Linked DNA regions of Mus musculus: region 1 is linked to region 2. A link is a loop called in an ENCODE intact Hi-C map of the cell type or tissue named here. Cell type or tissue: heart. All regions are shown on one strand. Links, peaks and the distances in the headings refer to the core of each region. The heading gives the core; the rest is flanking DNA.

The links. Peaks named below come from ENCODE experiments on the same cell type or tissue, not always from the same donor. Only the 100,000 strongest peaks of a DNase experiment are listed, where the experiment ranks them.
Region 1: it touches region 2 in a loop (6-fold over the local background); 16 of 42 quality-filtered maps call a loop at or near these places.

The regions. Positions count from the first base shown.
Region 1 is chr19:17,354,502-17,359,077 of GRCm38, reverse strand. Gcnt1 (glucosaminyl (N-acetyl) transferase 1, core 2) reads left to right here and starts at 2,411. Exons shown (of 3, transcript NM_173442.5): 1 at 2,411-2,521. In heart, for the core only: a CTCF peak has its summit at 2,303; a DNase peak (open chromatin) is centred at 2,407; H3K4me3 peaks cover 1,627 bases; H3K27ac peaks cover 1,029 bases.
Region 2 is chr19:17,161,007-17,165,582 of GRCm38, reverse strand. All of the region lies in intron 9 of Prune2 (prune homolog 2), which reads right to left. Among named protein-coding and RNA genes, the nearest start is that of Gcnt1, 190 kb to the left of the region's middle. In heart, for the core only: a CTCF peak has its summit at 1,954; a DNase peak (open chromatin) is centred at 1,922; H3K4me3 peaks cover 610 bases.

The DNA.
Region 1 (4,576 bases), core at 1,327-3,826, 190 kb before region 2:
AGTTGAATTTATATCCTTCTAATACACGATGACATGGGAAAAAAAAAGGCAAACACGTCTGTGTCTCTGACATAGCTCACTGACGAGTGTATTATATATACTACAGTTCTCTGATGATATTTATAAAAGGTTTTACGGGGGGCCAGGAAATGGTTCATCGGTTAAGAGCACTGACCCACTGCTCACCAAGGTGTTGTGCAATAGTTACTTTCCTCTGAGATTGAAGCATTCCATCCTGCAGGGAAGCTCCTTAAACTGGAAAGTAAACAACTCAAAATTTCTGCAGGAAGTCCCTCAGACTGAGCAAATTCACTAGGTGTCTCTCCTTGCCATACTCAGCAATAGAAGCTGAATGCTCTTCTCAAAGGAAGCCGAGCTGCCAAGACCCTTGAGTCTCGGACCAGCTGCCTGGAGGAGGTTTAAACCAACCTAGGTACATAGAAGGACACTCTCCATCCTGTTGAGCTGCCTACAGGCTGTGCCGTGTGCTCCAGGGTCCCAGCTTCTGTGAGCTGTATGCACTGTGTGTGTCTGGTATACGTGGAAGCTAGAAGAGGGTACTAGATCCTCTGAAACTGGAGTTTCAGGTGATTATGAGCTGCCATGTGGGTGCTAGAAACCAACCCCAAATCCTCTGCAAGAGGAACAAGTACTCTCCAGCCTTAGACTTATTCTAAAAGCTGACAATGCACATTAAAGTTAGAAGGTCAGAGGCTGACTCAGTGGTGTAGCTCAAATAATCAAAGCATTTGCTTAACATGCCTAAGTCCCTGGTTTCCATTACAGTACCCAACTGAAACCAAACAAACAGAAAACAACACAACGGAAAAGGAAGAGGTGTGTGTGTGTGTGTGTGTGTGTGTGTGTGTGATTCTTATAGATATTGACAGCTCAAAACACACTTAAACTACATAGGATAAACCTCTGCAGGGCAGATTAGTCCAGAAAGGATGGGGGAGACAGCTCTTTCTCATGAAAACAAATGACAGGCTGACGTTCAGATGTCACATCCTGACATTCCGTGTGCATGACAAAATAAATCATAAACCTCATGTGGGAAAGGGCTCATGTCCTTTCTCTGTTCTAGACCTAACACATAATCCACTATAAAAGGAGCTGGAAGTGTGGCTGGTCTTCTAGATGATCCCAGTTCAATTTCTACCACCCGCAGGGAGACTCACAGCCATCTGTAACTCCAGTTTGAGAGGACCAATGGCCTCAGAGGGCACTGTATGCATGTGATGAACATACAGACACACAACACATCCATGCACATAAAATAATAATGGAATTAAACTTAGAATGCATTATAACATTACTTTTCTGCATAAAATTAGAGCAAGAGAGCGAAAACTGTCACTGGAGGGGAAATCTCTTAAGGAAAGGGTCGAGGTTGAAGGAAGGAATCATTAACTCCCAGTTCATTGTTTCTGCAGGTGGCCAGAGCTGATGTTGCTTTCCCCTGGAAGACTCCAGGGAAAGGGGGAGGGGCAGGGAACAGGGACAAGGCAAACAAAGCAATCTTCCAAGAGTCAACCCCTAGAATAGAAGAGAGGAAGGGGCCAAGCTTAGCAGAAAGGACACATGGGGCTGGAGTTGGCATGAACTGGGGTGTTATTGTTCCACTCAGTAGACACCACTATCTCCTGTTCTGTTCTGTTGCGGGCAGTCCTTGGGGCAACCTCTTCAGATCTACAGCCCAAGAGGGTGAATTTCACAGATTGGTGCTTCCAAGACAGCTCAGCCTTGCTTTCTACACTCCCACGGATAATGTCTTCTATCCTTGAGGGGCACTAAGCATGCTCACCTGAGACCCACATGCTTGCAAACTTGTAGTTTCTCTAATCTGTATATTTGTGTATTGTTTACTATGTAAAGCATAACGTGTAAAGTGAGTTAGTACTACGAATTAAAGTGCGAAAGAGGAACCAGCTTTCAAGTAAAATCAGGATTACTTGGCAAGCTGCAACCAAAAAACTGACATTGCTTGTGAATATATTGGTTATTCAATAAATTCTGACATTCTGGTAACACAAAATGAGATACAAGGTTTATCTAGAAAATGATAAGGCATGGGCGACTCTAAAGTTGATGCAGTATAAACACGTTGGGCATTTTAACTTTTTACTTATTTTTAAGATCAGACAGGACAACAGTTGGCACATTTCCTGCTTCAGAGGAAGAAGACATAAAAGTTCTTAAAAGATCCCATCCAGGTAGCTTGTCCTTGGCCCAGAGAACCAAGAATTCTTAGGAAGCAAGAGGAAGTTTGGATTCTAGTTTTCTTCCCGGACAACTGCAACTCCCAGAGGGCGCCCTCACCTCGAGCGGTGGCCGCAGGTGGGCGAAGTGGAACCGGGGGCGTGGTCTTAAGGGTGGGCCTGGGGGCGTGGTCTCGAGGGTGGGTCCTAGGGCGTGGCGCTGGCTCGGAGGTCTGGAGCGCAGAAGGCTGAGCGCGCCAGTATCCGCTTGGCGAGCCGATCCAGCACTGTTTCGTGCGCCCTGCAGGCACAGGCTCCAGGTAACCTAGGCTGGGCCAGCGGTGGGGTTGCCCGGCAGAGTTGGACAGCACCGAACCGGATCTAACGGGCGGGACGGGCTGCACCAAGGAGGCAGTGGTGCTGGAGCAGGGAGAGGGCGCTTGGTTCGGGAACCCGGCTAGGATGGAGCAGGAGTCCTCTTAGCACTCTCCTTCCGGTCCTTCGGTGGGACGCGGATACACACGTGGCATCTAGAAGTCACTTTCTGACCACTCTTTCCCGGACTGGTGCAATGAGTGAGGGCTTAGAAATCAGGGTTGGTTGCAGGCATGAAAAGTAGAGACGAACGGTGTCTTGGGCGCCAAAGACTTAAACTTCGTAAGGCCACAGGCCAGTGTAGAGACGTTTGTGACTCCCTGTTAGAGCGCCGACCGAGAAGCCGACGCTGGGGCAGAGAATGACTACTTTAGGGTGATTGCAAACAGACTGGCCAGTTTGGGGTCCAAGCAGTCGCCGCTCTTCCTCTTGCCTTGGGCTGCAGGTCTGTTACAAAAACGGGTAATTCTTCTTAGACATGTTAGTTCTTTAGTTTTTGCTTTTTCTTGGGTTATTACTTTTTCTTTTCTTTTTTTTTTCTGCCTTCCTCCCTCCCTCCTTCATTCCTTCTCTCTTTCATGTGGCTTCGAACTCAAAGAGATCTTCCTGCTTCTGTCTACCAAGGTTAAAGATGAGCGCCATCACACCTCAAGAGTGAGAAGAAGTCCATCTCATGCGCATAGCTGCTCCCAGTCTTAGTTCTTTCAGTGCAGAATAAAAAAATGCAACCCCTTTCCCCGTGCAACTGTGGAGGATCCTCCAGTGGAGGATCCGAGCTTGGCTCTGCAAAAAAAAACAAGTGTCAGCTTGGTGTGTACTCTTTATCTTTCCTTTTCGCTGCAGAAGAGAACTGCTTTGTTACAAATAATGGAGCTAGAGGCAAACTGGTAGGTAGGAGGTAGTGTTCAGAGAGAGCACTGGTGCGTTGACTTGAGAAGGAGGGTGGGTGGGGCTGTGACCTGAATTTGGTGAGTGGTGGTGGGGGAGCAATATGATTTCTTCCTCTGGCCTGCTGCCCCTATTTAGAGCTGTTCTGAAAGGCGGGTTTGTCTTCTGGAAAGGAAGAGGAGGGGTAGACAGTTTTGTTTTGTTTTGTTTTGTTTTAAAGATCAGAGTAAATTATCTGTTAGTAGACAGGGACCCCTCTGCAGAGGATTGGAAGAAGGTTTCAGTTCTGGAAAGATGGAAAGCTACAGGTATCTCTGCTTTCCTTTTTCCTTCCTTCTTCCTTCTTTCCTTCCTTCCATCTTCCTTTCTTTTTCAGGTTTTAAAGGGAGGAAATCTAGCTTTCTTAGCAATGGCTAATTAGGAAATTAGGTGGTAGGAAAAAAAGTTAGTACTGTTGGAAAGTCTTTCCTGAATGTCAGAGGCAGTTTTCTGTTAGTTGGTTGGAGACAGGTTCTCACTGTGCAGCTCAGGCTGTCATCAGAGTCTGGATCGGCTTCCTGAGTGCTGGAATTTCAGGCATATGTAGCACACCTGCTGTTTGCTACGGACTGTGTAGTATTTCAGCTGCACTGAGTAATGCAGCCTTGTGTATGGACAGATAAGGATCCCTGGGTCTATTTTTAGTATTCATATTAACAAATGAGCAATGTGCTTACAGTTCTCGGTCAGGACGTCAAATACCCAACTCTGCTGGAAAGGGTGTTTGTTCCTAGGTGACTGTTGTAAATCAGGTGTGGTATATTCTTGTGGGGACTATATTCTTAGCTTTGATGATGGAGGTTTGGTTTGATACTGTCAGGTTTCCCTTGGAGACAAATATCATGTGTGTTTATAGCACTGCTGACAGTTTTGACCAAATAGATTTTATTTTTGTGATGGGGTCTGTTCAACCTGCAACTCACTATGAAGCTCAGAGTGACTGTGAACTTCTAATCTGTCTGCACCCACTTCCCAGGAGCTAGAATTGTAGGCGAGCGCCACCAACCCCCTTATATGGTATTGGGGACCAAACCCTGAGCTTTATTCCTGGCAGGCAAGTACTGTACACAGCA
Region 2 (4,576 bases), core at 961-3,460:
TCATCAATGTACCAAATTTTGCTCTCCAACCTAAGCGTTTTCTCTATGTGAAGCCATCAAATCTATCTTAATCGCTGTTATATCTGCAGTACCCAGGAGGGTAAACACCTAGTAAATATTACACAGAAGACCCTGAACACATACACACAGTTTCTCTAGCCTTCGGTCCAAGAGTCAATCTTCAAATCAATGAATAAAGAGCCCCCAGATTCCTCCTGACCATCACACTGAGCTCACAACAGATGTCAGAAAGTCCACTTGACAGTGAACATGAATGTGCAGGCCCCCAACTCAAAACAGGTACGGGAGGGCTTTAAATGTGACAGAGTATCCACCTAAATTTTGTGGGGTTTATGAGTTCTGTGATTCACCAGTAAGACAATGAAGTAACTGCAGAAGTTCTGAATATGAGGTCAGGGTTGTGAGTTGTGGTTCCCTTAACCATTGATGGGCTGGTTGACTGAGAAAATGGGCTTCCAGTTTTAAGAGTTTTAAAGAGAGATGATAAATATTCAACATCCCAGGCTATGGGGAATAAACCCAACACAAACAAGACCTCCTAGAAAGAATAAAGCACAATGCACATGGACCTTCCTGTAAACAATAAAGCATTGTCTGAGTTTCAAGTGTCCTTACAGTTAAGAAATAACTGGGGGTAGCCACTAGAAAGTCGTAGATGCTAGGAAGGCAAGAGGCTCCCAGGACCCAACAGGGGTGACATTAGCTGGAATACCCAACAAAGGGGAGAGAGAACCTGTAGAGACCGTATCCATACATTAGACATGGCCCCCCATTGAGGGATGGGGCCACCCACCCATCTCCAAAATATTAACATAGAATTGTTCCTGTCTAAAGGAAATGTAGGGACAAAGAGTGGAGTAGAGACTGAAGAAAAGGCCATCCAGAGACTGCCTCACCTAGGGATCCATCCCATATACAGACACCAAACACAGACACTATTGCTGATGACAAGAAGCGCTTGCTGACAGGAGCCTGGTATGGCTGTCCCCTGAGAGGCTCTGCCAGAGCCTGACCAACACTGATGTGGATACTCACAGCCAACCATCAGACTGAGCACTGGGACCCCAGTGGAGGAGTTAGAGGAAGGACTGAAGGAGTTGAAGGGGTTTGCAACCCCATAAGAAGAACAACAATATCAACTAACTGAACAACCCAGAGCTCCCAGGGACTAAACCACCAACCAAAGAGTACACATGGAGGGACCCATTGCTCCAGCTGCTTATGTAGCAGAGGATTGCATTATCTGACATCAATAGGAGTGGGGGGGGGGGGGCTTGGTCCTGTGGAGACTTGATGCACCAATGCAGAGGAATGCTAGGGAGGTGAGGTGGGAGTGGGCGGGTGGGCGAGCTCCCTCATAAAAGCAGGGGGGAGGAGAGATGGGATAGAGGGCTTGCTGAGGGGAAACCAGGAAGGAGGATAACATTTGAAATGTAAATAAATAAAATAACCAATAACAAAAATAACATCAGAAGCAGTGGGTTAATTGAGTATGGGTTGTACGTGTTTAGACAAAGCATAGCTAAGATTCCTAAGAACTGGGTATGAACCCAGGTAAAAGGTAATTTCACAGCTGCACAAACCTGCAGATCCTAGCATGCCTCCTGCTCCCTGGTGTCATGGAACTGAGCCTGAGCTGTTCAGCTGGAACACCATGCAGGCAGGCACCAGGGAAGGGTAAAGCTGAAGGCCACACTCGGGGGATGGGACGTGTGGGGGTGTGGAGGCAAGAACTGCGACAAGCTCATGGGTATTCATCAGGTATAAGGGAAATCTGAGCCATAAGAACCTACGGCAAGTCTAGGAGAGATCCGGGGATACTCTTAGGAGCATGAACATCTGTAGGAAAGGCGTGTCCTGATGAAAAACAGTAGGCGGCAGAAGGCTGCCGAACTGGCTACACGTCTCCACCTAGAGGACGCCTCACGACACTTCTGTGGTTTCTTCACTGGATGGAGTAATGTTGCGGCATGTCCCTGGCTTCTAATCTTCCGAGTGAATTTTCCTGACATTGGGTTGTTGACTCCATAACTTGCTGTAGCTAATGGAAAGACTTAGGAACAAGTGTATGCGGTGTCACCTTCCTCCTGCCTTGATGGCTGTGCGGGCTCTGCCCGGCTAGATTCGGGTGCCTGTGATGAGCTAAAGCTGCTGGGCACATGCACAAGAAATGGTTTCTATCCTGTTTTGCTTTGAGACTATTCAGACTACATAGCAAACTTTATTCCTTCACAGGGAATATCTGGCTCACACTGCCGTCTCAATGGTATCGTTAATTTGGATAACCCATTTCCATGGTCCCAACAGAGCCTCCGTTTTACAACACATATCTTCTTGCCCGGGTTGTGAAAGTATAAACATACATCTTTAAAGCTATGACAGAATTTTGGAAGAACATCAAAGACTTTCTAGTATTCCATAAATCTAAGTATCAATATAACACTTGTATGCTTTTTACTTTCATCATATATAAATTCATATTTATTCAATTCACTCAATTTACTTAATATTCTTAAATGGGTGTTTGATCCAATTAAAAGTTATTTTGAAATGTTATATATATATATATATATATATATATCAAACATATTCTTAGATACTTTTAATTTCCTAGAATAAAGTACTCATATGAATTAAATAAAATACTGCTTTTAAGTTCAACTTAGAGCTCCTTTGATTTCTTAATTTGTGGCTTTCTGTCTTTGCTAAGAAGAGAATATAAAAAGCTTTAGCTGTGTCTAGCAGGGTGTAATGTACTGGGTATGAGCTTCCTCCACCCGCCCCATAGCTACAGTTTCTGTGGTTTCTGTTACCACATGCAATTCTAGTCTGAAAATATTAAACGGAAAGTTCCAGAAATAAAAATTTAATAATTTAGAAACCTGTTATATCCTTGTTATTACTCCTTTATTTTTATTAGTTATTATTTTTAACTTCTTACAATACTTAATTGGCAAATTAATATTATCAATGGTGCAAGTGTACAAAAAAATACAGTGTATTGTCCATGAGGTGGGTATACTCTACCATAAACACAAGTCCTATCATATGAAATTGAATATCTAGATAATAATTAATACATTTTCAAGCTTAAACTCTACCAAGGGAAATACTCAGGTGTCATAAATGAAGTTACTAAAAATTCGATGAGTAGGTAAGATTCCAGACTAGACAGACACAGTGCTGGAAGAAAGTCATGGTCCTGACATGTTATAGAAGGCTCTGGAAGAGCTCCTAATTAAAATAGATGAGGGGACCTGCATGGAAAGCCTTAGAAAGAGCAGTCAGACAGGTAAGTGTCTTTGGTAGAAGATAAACAGTGATCTCAAAGAACTGAAGATACTAGCCATGTGCTAAGCATTTCTATGACCTAAATGACAGCTGAAACTCAAACCGCAAAATTAAAATGTAAATTTCACCTAGGATTAAAGAAGACAGATGACTTGGAGTTCCAGAAGTAAGTATAAACTCACTTGATAGCACTGACTAGGAATCACTGGAAGTCTTCTTAGGAAAAATACAATCACACACACACACACACACACACACAGAGAGAGAGAGAGAGAGAGAGAGAGAGAGACAGAGACAGAGACAGAGACAGAGACAGAGAGAGACAGAGAGAGACAGAGAGACAGAGAAAGAAGAAAATGAAGTATGCTACTAAGAGCATTGTGAGTACTGCCAAGAGACTCCATAAATGGGAGAGAAAGCAGTGATAGAAGTACTTTCAAAGAGTATGAAGAGGCTGTTCACTATAATGAACAAAGAATAGTCTCCAACCATGGCATTGAACCACTAAGATTGGACTAGGCAAATCATGTCACTTAAACGCTTAGGAGCCATGCTGCTTAAAAAGAAGTATCTAGCTGGATATGGTGACACAAATCTTTCATTCCAGCACTCAAGAGGCAGAGATAGAGATAGAGATAGAGATAGAGATAGAGATAGAGATAGAGATAGAGATAGAGATAGAGATAGAGGCAGGTGGATCTATGAGTTAGAAGTCAGACTGGTTTACATATCAAGTTTCAGCCAAGTCAAGGCTCTGTCTCAAGAAAGAAAAAAAAGTGTCTTAAGAGCCAGTCAGAATAGGCATTGTATTAATATCAACTAAATGGTTGTTAAGCAGAAAACACATTGTTAAGGTAAAAAAGATATTACTTATTAATTAACAGAGATCATTTATCAGAGGATGCAATAATCTAAAATCAATGAACAATGGAGCTTCACAATATATAAAACACAAATGCAATATAAACTGAAATGTGTAGTAGATTTCATAGAGGAAAAACTTGAATATATATCTTAGGAATGTATTATTTTAAAAAAAGAAATACACAGGAACACAAGACATCTGGAGAACATAACAATAGCAAGTCTGCATTCAATAAAAGCATACATGGTTCTAGGAGCAGCAAGCACATAGGATGCCAATCAGGATACACCGGAGGTCAGCATCATATGTGTTATTCTTTAACTTCAGGCAATTCATGTAAAAGAAATCAACCTCATAAGTACAGTGTGGAGACTGAAAAGCACTTGTAAGTGACCACAA